2 separate regions of the Mus musculus genome follow, and region 2 is linked to region 1. Evidence: chromatin loops called from intact Hi-C (ENCODE). Cell type or tissue: heart. All regions are shown on one strand.

Region 1 (8,000 bases):
TTGGCTGGAGATCTTGCCCTGCAGGGTGTAGTGTATTTCCAATGTTTTTCTGAAGCTGACTGATAGATACTTTGCTTTTTTAGTTATCAATGCAAACATACAACACACACACACACACACACACACACATACACACACACACACACAAGTATTTAGGGATGCTTCAGAAATTGTTGGAAATTATGTCCTAATTACAAGCAAGATTCATGTAATGACTTTCTAAGATCAGTAACTTAAAAATTTCATATCAAATATTTAAACACAATACAATGAACAATATAGTAATTTGATACACACTAAAAAATGATGGTAGAAACACAGTAGATTTGTTTGTTTTTTGTTTTTGGTTCTTAAACCACTATGTTTCTGTAAGAGCAGAAATCTTTGTATGTATAGTAAAAAAAAAGCCACTGCAATTCATTATACACAATTGTCTGGAAATAAAGCCAAAGTGTTCAGACCCTGGATACTGTGTGTTTAGAACAAGGTTCCAGGGAAGTTACATATAACACCAGTGAGTACTGCTACAAACACCTGCGATGCAGTGTGTTTTATGTTTGGTTTCCCCCTCATTGGGTGCTTAGAACCTTTTATTCTTGGCTTTTGCTTTTCTTTTCTATAATCCCACACCCAGTTATGGCCTCATATGCAAGCTAGTATGAGGGCGCCACCCGCAGTTAAGCAGCTGCTCTAGTGTGCCTTGTTTGTACTCCTAATTAGATAAGTTTAAATCACTGGGTACTGGAAACAAAGTTACCTCTTCTACCTAGAATGCTTCCTGTGGGACTGGGGGTGAGGGTGAGGGTGAGGGTGGAGGTTCCAGTGGTAGGTGTCCAAGACTACAGAACTCCTGCAATGGCTTCCTATAGTCCTTAAGATAAGAAGTCCCACTAATATGGCTTAGGTGATTTAATGACACTCCAGGTCCCTGCACACACTGGTCTCATAGCTCACACTTTTGCTGAGTTAAACTTTCTTGTAGATCTCTGAGCAGATATTCCAATTACCTACACTCTCTTTCTGCCAAATGACTCCCAAGCAGCTCCAGGATGACCATTTATTTCTCATCCCTTCAGGAAACCAGGAGTGTGTTGGGTGCTCTTCTAGGACCCTTCAACGGCAGCCAGCATTACAATATTGGATTAAAATTGCCCTCTGCTGTTAGACTTAAGTAAGCTGCCTTTCTAACACTCCTTGTGCATGCCTTGGTACACAGGACTTCAATAGTTATGATGGAAAGATGGGTTACAACCTGCCAGCTGCTTTATAATCTGGATGTCTACTGCTGACCCACACAAACCACCACAGGGGGAAAAAGAAAAGAGCAGGGCACCATTAACACAAGCTCTCCATTTTTATTGGAAAAGTCATTTTGTGTGATGAATGAAAATGAAAGCTAGTCTCATTATTATACTAGATCCACATATATGCAGTAAATAAACATAAAAGAAAGCTGTATGCACTCATGTGACCAAACGGTGTCCAAGGATTAATAGGTGCCCCTTTTAGGAAAATACATTCAAATTACTGCCCTAGAGGGGGAGATTTCAAAACACAGTAATGCTGACTGCAGTAGTTCTCAGCCACTGTAGAGGAAGGGATGCTCACTGTAGGAGTGAAAGTAGAAAAGCCGGGGTTTCAATTAGTCCAAAGAGCAGACCAAGCCGACTTGTGTCAACAGAACTTAGAAAACAATTGATAATGAGTTTGGGTTTCTTTAGTTAGGTGGAAGGTTAAAAAGAAAATGAGCAGGCTAAGTGAGGAAACGCTCAAAATACCACATTGGTGTGAATGATAAGCTGAAGTTACTAATTTAAAGGGAAACAGGCTAGAAGGGAGCCAGAACACAAAGGAAACCAGAGAAAAATCTTAGAACTCAAAGGAGGTGAAATCAGCTTATAAACTGTGGAGGGAATGTGGGTGGGAATTAAATTTGGTTCCTAGATAGTGAGTGAGTCACTGGCTGAAGTTTTTTGAGTTAATAACAAGTCATGGATTGTGACTAAGGTGGCTCTATATTACAAAAATTTAAATGTGGGGGGCTGGGATGTAGTTCAGTAGTAGAACACTTGCCTACTATATTGGAAACTCAACACCAGCAAAAAACAAAACAAAACAAAACAAAACATGAGTTTATTATCCTAGGCACTAGTAGTTTTGGATGTTAAAGTAAATACCACAGGGGGACTAACCTAAGGTTCTGGATAGGATGGAATTGAATATGCAAACAGAAAAACCAATAATGAACAATAAATTTGGTTGACATAGAATGAACAAAAATGTTGGGGCTGGAGAGATGGCTCAGTGGTTAAGGGCTCTTGCTGCTCTTATAGAGGGCCCAGGTTCAGTTCCCAGCACTCTTGTGGTCCCTTAGGATCACCTGTAACTCTAGTTCTAGGGGCCCAATGCAAGCTTATGGCATTTGGGCATCAGGTCTGCATTCAGTGTACACACATACACGCAGGCAAAACACTCATACATATAAAATGAAAACAAATCACAGAAAACATTAAAAAGTAGTCTATAATGCTTGTGTAGCTTTTTCCACCTCTGATGTGGTGTGAGGTTGGAGTCAATGTTTGTATAAACTGTTCAATAATCAAACAGTTACCAACCTTTAATCTGTAAGGTATGCTTTTCTTTTTGTTGTATTTTAATGCTTGAGTTTTCCCACTAGAACTAGGTAACAGAAACCTAGCAAATAAGGAAAATAAAAAACTGCTTTTAATTTTAAAAACCCTAAAACCCAAAACACTGAAATGCCTCTCTCTATAAAAATCTTAGAGAGTACATTCAAACTTTCCAAGGTTTTACAAGACCGGGTTCATCTTGAAGTAGGGTACTTAACATTTGCATCCTGACAGCTCAGGTTTAGGAAAACTTGTTTTGCCGCGTAGGCGGGGTCCACTAAAACATTACGGTTTCGACTTATGTAACAGCTGTCATTGGAATTGATAAAATCTGCAACTATCAGCTGTTTAACTTTTAGAGTTGATATTCTCTAGACTGGGGGGGTGTGTGGCTCACACAGTAGGTCGACGCCACCCTTTTCAACAAAGAAGCGACCAGGGAACTCTTTAACGATGCAGGCTAACTAAGGGGTGCCCAGCCCCCGCAAACGTCAAGGACCCTTCTCCATCCACCAGGTGGGCAGAGGCGTGCCCCAGCCACGCCCACACGCATCCCGGGCGGGGCCTCCCGCCGCCTCCTCCCGGAACCCCCCAGGCCCTCCAGGCTCGTGCCAGGCGCCTAGGGTCTCCTGTGCCTCCGCCCCCCTCCCAGGGGTGCCTGAGGGCGGGGCCGGGCTGAGCCGTACCTGCGCCGACACCGTTCGGGAGCCCTCGCGCGCGGCTGCTTTCACGCGGCCGTGATGCCATGCCGCTCCTGCGCCTGCCAGGGCTACCCCGGCCACAGCCGCTGCGAGAGGGCCGCGAGTCGGCACAGCTCGTCGGCCGGCCGCGAGCCCGCGCCGCAGCCTTCCGCCCCAGGCCGCCAGCCAAGCGCTTCTTCCCGCAGCCGCCGCCATCTTTGCGGAAGCGCCCGAGCGTCGCGCCCCGCCCTCACCGTCTGTTGCCCGAGAACAGAGTTGGGCTCTCGCGAGAGCTCATCACCCTCCACCGTGCTCTGCGCGTGTGTTGCTAGGTGTGGCTGCTTCCTCGACGTTCAAGCGTGGTTTTGAGGTGACCCTCGGCTCCGGTGACAGTTTCCAAGGCAAAGGACATGAGTTAGCTGGTTAACTGTCCTAACAGGTCAGGTCACCACTGTGGGCCAAGAAGGGGCTGCAGGGATGGCTCAGGGGTGAAGGGTGCTTGCTGCCCTTCCAGAGCACCACAGCTGGATTCCGGAGACTTAAGGCCACAGATAAGTCCAGCTCCAGGGCATCCAGCGCCCCCTTCTGGTCTCTACCCCCCCCCCCCCATGAAATTAGACTAAAGGAAGGGTAATAGATTCTGGGTGGAATATATTGGACAAACTAGATTAAGAATAGGGACTAAGAAGGGTGTTGATGATAAATGCGGAATCAAATTAGATTTAGCATGGTTTTTCAGTCGATAGACTTAAACATAGCATCTTTAGCTCTCTCGGGAAAGCCTATGTCAGTCGTAAGTGGGCACATTTAGAGCTGGAGAGGGAAACACTTCTAACAGTAAGCGGCAGAGGGTGCTGGGTATAACCACTGTGGGTGTTGATGCAACAGTAGAATTTCATCCTCAAAGAGGCTAGGGTAAGGGGCTGAAAATATTGACGATATTATATTTGCCCCAAATGTCACATGTCTGATTATAGTGAGTCACTTGAGACAGTTGGTTCAGTGGATAAAGGCACTTCATGCCAAGCCTGCCTACCTGAGTTAGAAGTCAGAGAAGAGAGTCCTATAAGTTGTTTTCTGACCTCTGGTCTGCGCAGTGAGTTCCAGGCCACCCATAACTACATAGTGAAATCCTGTGTCAAAAGGAAAAAAGGAAAGAATATGTGTACATGCTCACCCTTACAGATCTCCGTTTTTTATAGCTAAATGCCCTTTATATTTATTTATCAAGACTCATTTTTTATGTGTATGCCTCTGTGTATTTATGCCACATATGGGTGGGTGCCCCCAGAGTCCAGAAGAGGGTGTTGTAGCTGGAGATAGAGGCAGTTGTGATCAGCCTGATATGGGTGCTGAGAATGGACCTCTGGTGCTCTGGTAGAGCAGAGAACACTCTTAACTGATGAGCTGTCTACTCAGCCCCTAAAATTTGGTGTTTGAATGAAGTAAAATGTACAGGACGTTAGCATTTTGACAACATTTGCATGTACAGGTCAGTGCTGTCAGGCCCTATGCATGGCATTTAGCAACAGCCATTATTTTTCTTTGGATTTTTTTTTTTTTTTTGTAATCTTTCAAAGCTGGCCAACACTTTTCAAGGGCCTATCTCTGTTTGTCTGCTCCTCCCGAGCGCCTGGTCTTTCATTTCTGTTAAACAATATCTGATCCAGACTTCTGACAATGATTTTCTTCAGATCTCCCAGACAAAGCCACTGTATTGTAAACAGTTGCTATTTATTGTATGTTTCCTTTACATTTTGTTCTTACAAAATATTGACTCGTAGCTGTGATCCCACATGGGACTAACAGTAGGTGCACACCTGCTCCATGCCCCTGTCACCAGCCCCCTCTTCCCTCCCCCGCTCATCTTCTCTATGGCAGATGTGGAACACGACCTCAGGGCTGGATGTTCTTTTGGTGGTAGAAAGGATTTCATCCTGGCAGAAAGCTTGGCTTCTGTAGCCTGGGGTCCTCAATTCTTCCTTACCGCTACTGAGTAAACTTAACCTTCCCCTTGTTCAACCTCTGACCTGGCCTCAGACTTAGAACCTTTACTTGGGTGTGTATCAGTTTGATGCCCATGTCAGAGGTGCCAGAACTCCTGATGTACAACAATGGCCATTTCGATGGGTTAACGAAATAAAAATAAAGAAATAGTGAAAGCTGCCATACCAAGTCTAATTTGAGAAGTTAGAGGAAGCCACCTGGATTGTTATTATCCTTTCTTAGTCTGTGCTTGCTCCACCCCAGCCAGTATGTTCTAACGTGAAGTCAGAACTTTCTCACTTTGTCCCAGGTGCCAAAACCTTTCCACCGTGCCTTCCTAGCAGGGAAGTAAGCAGACTTACTGTGCATAGACCTCTCAGCCAGGCCTTACTGTTTGTGTTCCGGCCCTGCCACTGACATCACTGTGATTTAGGGCACCGAGGCTCAGTTTCCCATCTGTAAACAGCCCTCTCAATTTCAGATGGGAAATGAAATGGGATAACTTAGAGGAAGTGATTAGCCAAATGCCTGGCACATGGTGCACTCTCGACAGATGGGAATTCATCTTCCTTAAGATTTGGCTTTCTCCTGCTCCATCATCACAAATGAGCTTGACTACATGCCCATGATCCCAGATCACTAACCCATGTTAATCCGCCCAGACTTCCTGCCTTTTTGTATCTCACCTGATGTGTTTCTGCAGGCTTATTCGCACGGCTGCTAGATTTACTGGATCTTGACATGCATACTGTTGTTCTGGATTGCTGATGTGTGGTTGGTTTCTGACTCTTACGTGTTGAGACACAGTGGATATCTTATCTTATAGCTTAGTCTCACTTTCCAGAAGCGTCTTCTTTATCTGCTTCAAGCTGTCTAATTTGCATAGTTCCACCACCTACTTATTGGAGTCCATATCTACTACTCTGTCATGGCCCCAAGTCCGAGATAGGTGCATACTCCTGTTACATCACTCAACATATTTAAAACATCCTTCCCCCCACAGTTTGACATCCTCATAGTCGAGAATGTCTTTTGTTTTTCTGGCACCTAACAGTGTCCAGCACACACTAGACATTCAGTTAACATATGTGGATAAATGAGTGGGTATGAAAACCACTGGTGAGATGTTGGGGAAATCATTTCTCAGTCTGGGGAGACATGCAGACAGTCTATTGCTCTTTTGCTCTAATTATTTTTTCAAAACAAAAGCCTGGTTAGATTTGCAGATTTTACTTTAAGGTGGAAATCTTTGACCTTACTTGGAAAACTGCTTTGTAATTAATTTGTTTTCATGTTCCAGGTCCAGCTCCCTAAAGCTTCTAGTTAAGAATTAATGGATTCAAACTTTACTTTTGCAGAGGAAACCAAGTCTTTTAATAGACCCGATCTCTAGCCAGCTAACCATTCTAAGTATGAACTGTCCCTGGCAGCTGCTGACTATATTGGTCTTTTGGGGCCCTGGCTTTGTTCATTTCTTCATCCCCAGCTATAGAAAAAGCCCTGAGCTGGGGTGTATTTTCAACCCTGCAGTTTATAAACCAGTCCCCAAATAAGGAACTGCTGCTGCTTCAGCTGTAACACCCAGTCTGTTTTAAAATGATAATTGGAGAGAAACAGAATGGTACCATGGATGGTTTGAAAATATTGTTCTCAACTCACTCACTCGGGGCTCTTTCTCTGGGGAAGGGACAAAAGTGATATGGCAGAAAAGACTATCACGGGTACGCTTTGCTCCTGCCACTGGCAAGGCTAGGCAGATTCTACAATAGTGCCAGATGGCCCTTTACCATTGGGCTGCATGCAGAGGAAGGGTGAGGGGTAAAATGTAAGGTGACTACATAGAGTGTATGTTTATGAGGCTTGCAGTAGAAGGGCTGGGTTGGAGTTGACCTAAGTGGGTGGGGTGGGATGGACAGGATGCAACAGTTTCCACAGTGTGTACATTCATGTGCTACTTAAAAATTCCACAGATCTGACTGAGGACTGGAGAGAGAGCTAAGTGATGAAGAGCACTGGACACTTTTGCAAAGGACCTGGGTTCAATTTGCAGCACCTGCATGATGGCTCACACAATTCTATCATGGCAGTCCTTCTGACCTCTGCAGGCACAGCATACATGTGGTACCCAGACATACATACAAGCAAAACACCCATAAGCAAAAATACACCCCCAAGTTAAAAATATGACACATTCCTAAAGGCAGTTCCACTGTCTGAGTCTCCTGAATACTGGCAGTACAGACTTGTGCCACCATGCTCAATGCCATTACCAGCTTAAATGACCATGGCTGTACATGTGGCCTCTGAAGTCCGAAGTGTTTTCCTGCTGCACATGGCCCTCTTGGAAAGAGTTGTCAGCCCTCTTGACCGTGAGCACCTCGGACTGTGGCCTTGTGTCCTCTCACAGCCCTGAGGCTGACCTCTGCAGCGCACACTTTTCACCCCATGCCTGTCTGCTGCCTGCCCAGGCCACATTGACTTTTCTCACCAGTGACTTTCTGTAAATTATCTTCCTAACTCCTGACAGCTGGTAATGTAACTTCCTATGAATTGCTGGTCCTGAACAGAGAAACCAACCAGTTCTAACTGAGGAGGGCATTGTACTTGTGTAACATCTTACAAGAAACTATGAAGTCAAGTGTTGCTTTGATCTTAGCATGCTCGGGATGAATAAAGATTATGATCGGATTCTGCAAGACTGTTT
Region 2 (8,000 bases), 55 kb before region 1:
AGTGATCCCCCCCCCACATACACTTAACAAGCTTTTAAAATGAACAAACTCAGCATTCCTGGTGACTGCAGGGAAACAGTCTATGCACCTGAGCCCCAAGCATCCACCCACCACTCACATCATCTACCCTGTCTCCTCATATGCATAGGTGGGTTTGTCTATTCTAGATCACTGCTAAGATTGTGAAGCACTGGCAAGCCTACTTTTGGAGGAGTTCAACTGTTTTATAGTTCATTCTCTATTTAGGATCTTTTCAGCTCTTCCTCTGTTCCAAGGCTTTGTGATAGTTTCTTGTATAAAACAAACCATTTCCAAAGCTATGGTATTGAACAGTGTCAAAAAGATTTACTGGGTGAATTTTTATAGAGAACAACATACACCTTACAGAGCCACATAACTGTACTGATCAAGACTTGAAGTATTTTCAGTATTTCAGCCTTTTTTTTTCTCTCTCCCTCCCTTTTCTCTTGGAGGCAATCAACCCTGCATTCTCTCGGGCTCCAGACAACCAATGGTCTGCTTTCCTTTAGTACTAAACACGAAGAACACACAATTTATACTTTTTTTCATTTGGATTCATCCTTACTATTGTGATTGCTTAATTCTTTGTCCCCTTTTGCTGCTGAGTAGAATTCTACTGCACACATAACATTTATTTACCTAACCTCTGTTGACAAACATTCTGGTTGCTCCCAGGTTGGAGCTATTATGGACAAATCTGTGATGCACATTCATATCCAGGCCCTAACATATGCTTTCTACCTTCAAGGCATTTGTTTGAGGCAGGGTCTCATTATGTAGCCTTGGCTGGCCAGGAGCTTGATGTATAGACCAGGCTGGCCTTCAACTTACAGATATTCACTTGCCAGCTATTTTATGTTTCTGAGATAGGGTCTCTCTCTGTGGCCCAGGCTAGCTTAGAACTCACTCTATAGCTTTGACTGGTCTAGAACTCAGGGCAGTCCTCCAAAATGATACAAGTACTGTGATTACCAGCTTGAGCCAGCACACCTACCTATATATTCTCTTTTCTTTGACTACTAATCTTGGAATAAAATTCCCAAGTCATATGCAAAACATGTATTTAACTTTGAAAGCAGATAGAAATGTGTTTTTCAACTCAGCATCATCTTATTTCTAATGCGTGCGGAGGCGCGCGCGCGCGCATACATACACACACACACACACACACACACACTCACTAAAGAGAGTGTTATGTGTTTCACATCTCAAGGCTTAAAAAAAAGCACTGGGAAGAGAAAGGCAGGTGGCTCTCTGTGACTTTGAGGCCAACCTGGTCTATATAGTGACTTCAGGATAGCCAGAGCTATAAAGACACCCTGTCTTGGAAAACAAAAATCGAAATTCCACCAAACTTAAACCCCAAAACCCAATCAACCAACCAACCAACCAACCAAAGTGCTACAAAATCAGTCATGTATGTACACAAATGCCAGTCACATATCCCCATTAGCTTACCAATGGTGCCCACAGTCAACTAAGTTATGGACTGTGCATCCACATAGCCCTCTGCATGTAACTACAGCACATACCCAACAGTTTACACTGAAGTATTTCTTTCATATCATTACCTACTTTTAAGAAACAGAATGGGGGGCTGGAGAGATGGCTCAGTGGTTAAGAGCACTGACTGTTCTTCCAGGGGTCCTAAGTTCAATTCCCAGCAACCACATGGTGGCTCACAACCATTTGTAGTGAGATCTGATGCCCTCTTCTGGTGTGTCTGAAGACAGCTACAGTGTACTCATATATGCTAAATAAATAAACAACTAGAAATTAAAAAAAAAAAAAGAAACAGAATGGATTTCTTTGTTTGGAGATTTGGGAAACATTAAACACTTCAGATGTATTTGCATATTTTCAAATATCAGCTGTATCTGGCTCCTAAAAAATTTGCACCAATTTATTCTTTTTGGCTTTATTATTCTTCATGAAGGCTTGCATTTCTATTCTTTTTTGATATGAGACTAATTTAAAACATATGGTTAACAGGCATTCTTTAAAGCATATGGTCTATGAATCCCTTTTTACTTTATAATTATACATTGAAGTCATGAAAACAAAATCATAAAAATGCAGATGTTCAAAGCTCATTTCTCTTTTTAGAATTTTACGTTTTAGTCACTTGTCAATGTCCCCAAGACTGTATTTCAGAAAGTATCTTTAAAAATGTATTATTTTATATATATGACTGTTTTGCATGCATGCAGGTTTGTGTACAATGCGTGTGTCTGAGGCTGCAGGGGTCAAAAGAGGGTATCAGATCTCTTGGAACTAGAGTTACAGACAGTTGTAAGCTGTTACATGGATGCTGGGAACTAAACCCATGTCCTCTATAAGAGCTGCAAGTGCCCTGAACTGCTGAGCCATTAGAAGATAGTTTTGAATATGAAAGTGGTTTGATGTCTCACAGGTAAACTGAAGATGGTTCTGATTTGTAAGGAAATGCACAATGGCTGCACGAGCACCAGGTGCTTCACAACAACCCAGCAACAAGCATGTGCTCACCTTAACAAACTCCTTCCTCTCGATCATCTCATTCCCATCCACATCCAGCATTTTAAAAGCAACATGGAACCCAGAGTGAGGTTCTGCAAGGAGATGAACAAGGAACAATTATTTAGTTGTTAGGTGAAAGCCAAGTATTTGTAGCTAGGAAAACCTTCAGACTTGAAATAGATGACCAGGAAGTATGTGAGCAAGAGCTGGACAGAGCAAAGGAGGATGAGGTTTCCTCTCTTTCCTTTTGTCTTTGATGTTAGAGCTCCTGGTCGTGGCATCTCCCAGGAGCTGTGGCTGTGCTGCTCGCCCTTGCCAGGAAAGCACTGTGGGAACTTGTTTCCTCACCTCCACCCTGGCCTCCCTCTGTCCTCACAGCACTCCTGGCAGTTTCAGAGCAATTATTATTAGTAGTAGTATTATTATCATCATCATTATTTACTTTCTTAGTTTTTTTAACTTTTAATTTTGCCATTTTTTAATTTTAACTTTTATTTATTTATTTTATTTTATTTTATTTTTTTTTGGTTTTTCGAGTCAGGGTTTCTCTGTATAGCCCTGGCTGTCCTGGAACTCACTTTGTAGACCAGGCTGGCCTCGAACTCAGAGATCCACCTGCCTCTGCTTCCCGAGTGCTGGGATTAAAGGCGAGCGCCACCACGCCCGGCTCTAATTTTGCCATATTTTGGACATAATATAATAATGTATAATGGCAGGCCAATATACCTCTAATAGAATATGTAAAACTTTACACATCTACAGAACACTTAGCAAGACTAAGATATTAACACTGGTACAGGATTATGAACCATGAACAGCAGATTCTATATTTTTCTCTAACACTGTGTTTTGTTTTAGAACGCAGCAAAGTATGCTGCATTAAGTCACCAAGTCGACTTAGTGTCACCTACATCTGGGAGTCCCTTGGTCTTTTCCTAGTTTTCACCACTAGAAAACTTTTGAAGGACAAGAATATTGTTCAATGTGAATTAAGGTTGTTTTTTTAAAAAAAATCCCCAAGAGGCCAAACATGGTGGCCCATTCTTTAATTCCAGAGACAGAGGCACGTAGATCTCTGGGAGCTCAAGAGAACGCCAAGCCAGTCTGGGTCACACTGTGAGACTCTCTCAACAAAACAAAACCACGCCCCCCAAAATAAAACAACAAAATTCCCTCTCTCTCTGAGGAGGCTTTCTCAGAAAACATTAACCACGATTTTTTTCTTTCCCATTTTTTCAGATAATACTAGCCATGATCTCTCTCTCTTTCTCTCTGAGAAAACTAGACATGATTTCTCTCACCCTGTTCTGTCTCAGACACAAAATTTCTGGGTATGGAGAGAGAGGAGATCTCAGAACACACTTTAATTTAACATTATTTTGTTAAGGTTCCTCTGTGTGTGTGTGTGTGTGTGTGTACGCGCGCTCGAGTGCGCACTCGTGTGCACATGTGTGTGCGCACATGGAAGCCAGTACTTCGGATGGCTCCTGTTATTGCTCTGCACCCTCCTGTCCTCACAGAATCTGGGGGTTTCCCGCTGTTTCACTAGCCTGGCTAGCCAGTGTGCTCCCATCTCTCTCATCTCTCTCACCTTCATGCCTGGCTTTCCCTGAGTGCTGGGCACCTGAACTCATGCTCTCACTTTTGTACAGTAAGCACTTTACCTTAACCCACTGAGCCATCTCCTCAGCCCTATTGCCAACGTGTTTAGTGATAAAGAGGTAAATTCCAAATTTCAAAAGTCCTGTTTGTTAAGGACATGATACCACATGCTGGCTGTAAAGAGAAGTGGCACGATATACTCACTTGTGAGGATTGTAAGCAAGAAAAGATACTCGGTATATGAAATTACCCCTGGAGGAGAAAAAGAAGAACAAATCAGGAGATACATTTTAGATGAGAACCACAAAATAACTAATACTGAAACATCACCTCTGTAAAAATTGACATTTTAAAACTGCATCTCTTTGGTCCAGTGGAAACCACTGTATAACAAGAACTGAAATACAGCTTGGGTTTAAAAAGAAAGACCCATGCTTCATCAAGTTTTAGGAGGTCATGATAGTGTAACTGGGCCATGGACTGGACATTATTTTTGGGTGTGTCTAGGAGGGCTCTCCAGTTGAAACCAGCCTGTGGATGGGTAGATGCAGTATAGCGGGCTGATCTCTCACACGTGGGCATCACCTAGTCTGTCCAGCAGGATGATGGGGAAGGTGGAATTCTCCCTTCTCCCTTTCCTTGCCTGCTAGGCATCTCACTGTATCCTCTACCCCAACACTGGGGCTTCCAGTCCTGGCTCAGTTAAGATTCCCTCTTCTCCAATGACTCTAGCTCGTGTCAAGTTGACAAAACACTGGCCAGCACAGATGGGCAAGTGGCTTGAGCCCAGCTGGTGAATAGGCTGCAGGGGTGTGGCTCTCGGCACTGGTTCAGGGACAATTCATGACTGAAGTTGGGCTACTATGAATAGCACTACATGATTTCTACTGAGAATGCTGGGTCACTGACTTCTTTTGTGGGGAGGGTGTGTGTGGACTTGATGACTTGAGAGTTATACTTAGAAATATGAGGCCACGGGCAAGTGACTGGAGTTGACACAAGGTAGTATTCAGCGCCTGAGAGCCCATATTTAACTGCAGGGCTTGAAAAATGGGTCCTGGGTATGTCTGAGCTCCAAATCAAGCTCGCTTTGGAACTAGCTCTATATTTGGCCACTTAACAAACGTTCTTGTTGAGTGTTTTGCTGCTGTAATTAGAATGTCAACAGTAAACACACACTGTATGAACAATTCAGTGACAGACAAAACCACACAGAATGACACTCACTTATATATTCTTACGTTAGATAAGGAAACTCAAGTTCACTGTCAACTCCTCAGCCTTACGTGTCCTTTGAGCCTCACCTCTCACTGTATTACTCTGACACAAACCCTTCGGATCACATCACTCTTTGAAGCCTCACAAGTAAATGCTCTGGATGTTGGGCACTGACTTCCTAGTCGGTCACCAGCTCTCTGCTCCCTTGATTTTAGAGCGGCTGTGCTTTCTTAGACATGTGAGGACACAGAGAAGTCTTCAGGTACCCTGTGACATGTGAGGACACAGAGAAGTCTTCAGGTACCCTGTGACATGTGAGGACATAGAGAAGTCTCCAGGTGCCCTGTGACATGTGAGGACATGGAGAAATCTCCAGGTACCCTGTGACATGTGAGGACATAGAGAAGTCTTCAGGTGCCCTGTGACATGTGAGGACATAGAGAAGTCTCCAGGTACCCTGTGACATGTGAGGACATAGAGAAGTCTCCAGGTACCCTGTGACATGTGAGGACATGGAGAAGTCTCCAGGTGCCCTGTGACATGTGAGGACATAGAGAAGTCTCCAGGTGCCCTGTGACATGTGAGGACATAGAGAAGTCTCCAGGTGCCCTGTGACATGTGAGGACATAGAGAAGTCTCCAGGTACCCTGTGACATGTGAGGACATGGAGAAGTCTCCAGGTACCCTGTGACATGTGAGGACATGGAGAAGTCTCCAGGTGCCCTGTGACATGTGAGGACATAGAGAAGTCTCCAGATGCCCTGTGACATGTGAGGACAAAGAGAAGTCTTCAGGTGCCCTGTGACATGTGAGGACATAGAGAAGTCTTCAGGTGCCCTGTGACATGTGAGGACATAGAGAAGTCTCCACGTGCCCTGTGACATGTGAGGACATAGAGAAGTCTTCAGGTACCCTGTGACATGTGAGGACATAGAGAAGTCTTCAGGTGCCCTGTGACATGTGAGGACATGGAGAAGTCTCCAGGTACCCTGTGAGGACTATCCAGCGTTTACATGAAGGGAGAATAAATTCTACGTGTTTGTCATGTCTTGCTCCTGGCAGAAGTGCTCTAATGCTAGCTTGAGGATCAAAGCATTTCATCCCTTGGCAGCCTGAAAAAAAAAAGTGGAAAATAGTGTTTTTCTATATTTCAAAGGAATACAGCAAAGAAAGAAAAAAAAATGTAAGAAAAAAAAAAAAGCCCAACTTGTAGATTGTACTGGGCTTGGTGCCAAAGGAGATCTCCTTTCTTTAAACACAGGTAAATGTCCTTTAAGCATAGACAATTTTTAAAAAGGAAAATTCCAGTGTCTTTCTCTGAAACACTGACTTAAAAGTAAAAGGTTTAAACAAACACTGCTGAGAAGGTATAAAAACACAAGCTTGTGCTCACGACGCATTACAAACATCAGAGAGGCAGCTGTGGCCAGCATCTGCCTCAGAAAGTGGCTCTAAGAGCCCGACCTGGGGCACTTAGGAGAGCTGTGCCGTGTCCATTTGTTCCCCTGGAAGGTACACGGAGCACTGTTAACTGGCAGTTTCAAAGCCGCACAATAAACAGGGAAATCTCTTTTCATTATTTATTTATTTAATATGCATTGGTGGTTTGCCTGCATATGTCTTTGCGCCATATGCATGAGTTACAGACAGGTGTGAGCCGCCATGTGGGAATTGAACCTGGGTCCTCTGAAAGCATAGTCAGTGCTCTCAACCACCAAGTCATCTTTCCAGCCCAAATATGGAAATGTTTTTTTTAAAAAACATATTGTTAAAATTTTAATAAAGATTTTGAAAGGGGCATTTGGAGAGATAAGCAAACAATTCTTACACCTCCAGAAACATTTAGAAGTTGGAACCATGTTCAAACACGAGTATATTCAGTTAACGGCAACAACATGTCTTGAAATTCATGGTCAGAACATCCTTGAGCAAAGTGTGATATTGAGAACCTAGCTGAGTTTAAAAATGCAGAATAATCATAACTTATAATTTACTTTTCTTTGTAATGCATAGTGAATTATTTTTATTTTATCTCAAGGACATTCTACCTTTTGCTGGTTATGTTATCAATTCTGATAACTCTTATATAGGGTGAAATGGAGCAATGTAAACTGTTATTTACACAGTTTTATTAACATTGATAATGTGCACGTGAGTAAAACAGCTGTTGAATCTTTCCTTCTTCCCTAGAAATTTATATTTCAATGGAAAACTAAAACAAACAAACATTCCTGTTAAGTCCTTCCTCAAAGTTTTTTTATTTGCTAAAGTCCATTATGAATTAGCTTGGCTGACTTTGGAATCCCTGTTAAGATAAGGCCATGGTATGGCAGGAAGGCATCCGCAGAGAGGTGTAGCTGAGAGGGATGGCCCTGTCCAATGGCTGGGTCTAGACTGACTGAAAAGGGACCATGGAGAAGGCATGGATGCCAGAATTGATCTTTCTTTGCCTCCTCCTTGTCATAAATACAGGGAAATGTTTGAGTCTCTCGACTTCAGAACACATACATTCCTGCAAATCCCCAATATGAAAATTGTAGATTATCATCTCTTTATTAAAGCACATAGGTTTAGTCTGGTGTTTTGGTTTGGAGGGATCCAATAGAGCAGTGGTTCTCAACCCTCCTTATGCTGAGACCCTTTAATACAGTTCCTCATGT

What was found. Peaks named below come from ENCODE experiments on the same cell type or tissue, not always from the same donor. Only the 100,000 strongest peaks of a DNase experiment are listed, where the experiment ranks them.
Region 2: it touches region 1 in a loop (2.1-fold over the local background); 5 of 42 quality-filtered maps call a loop at or near these places.

The regions. Positions count from the first base shown.
Region 1 is chr14:57,995,714-58,003,713 of GRCm38, forward strand. Micu2 (mitochondrial calcium uptake 2) reads right to left here and starts at 3,549. Exons shown (of 12, transcript NM_028643.3): 1 at 3,317-3,549. The coding sequence starts at 3,526. It overlaps 3110083C13Rik (RIKEN cDNA 3110083C13 gene), which reads left to right and starts at 3,599. Exons shown (of 2, transcript NR_166770.1): 1 at 3,599-3,749; 2 at 7,267-7,992. In heart, CTCF peaks have their summits at 667 and 3,855 (motif pointing left); a DNase peak (open chromatin) is centred at 3,608; H3K4me3 peaks cover 1,278 bases; H3K27ac peaks cover 991 bases.
Region 2 is chr14:57,941,059-57,949,058 of GRCm38, forward strand. It overlaps Micu2 (mitochondrial calcium uptake 2), which reads right to left. Exons shown (of 12, transcript NM_028643.3): 5 at 4,327-4,374; 6 at 2,530-2,612. Among named protein-coding and RNA genes, the nearest start is that of Micu2, 54 kb to the right of the region's middle. In heart, no CTCF peak of the experiment used is centred here; a DNase peak (open chromatin) is centred at 4,943; H3K27ac peaks cover 360 bases.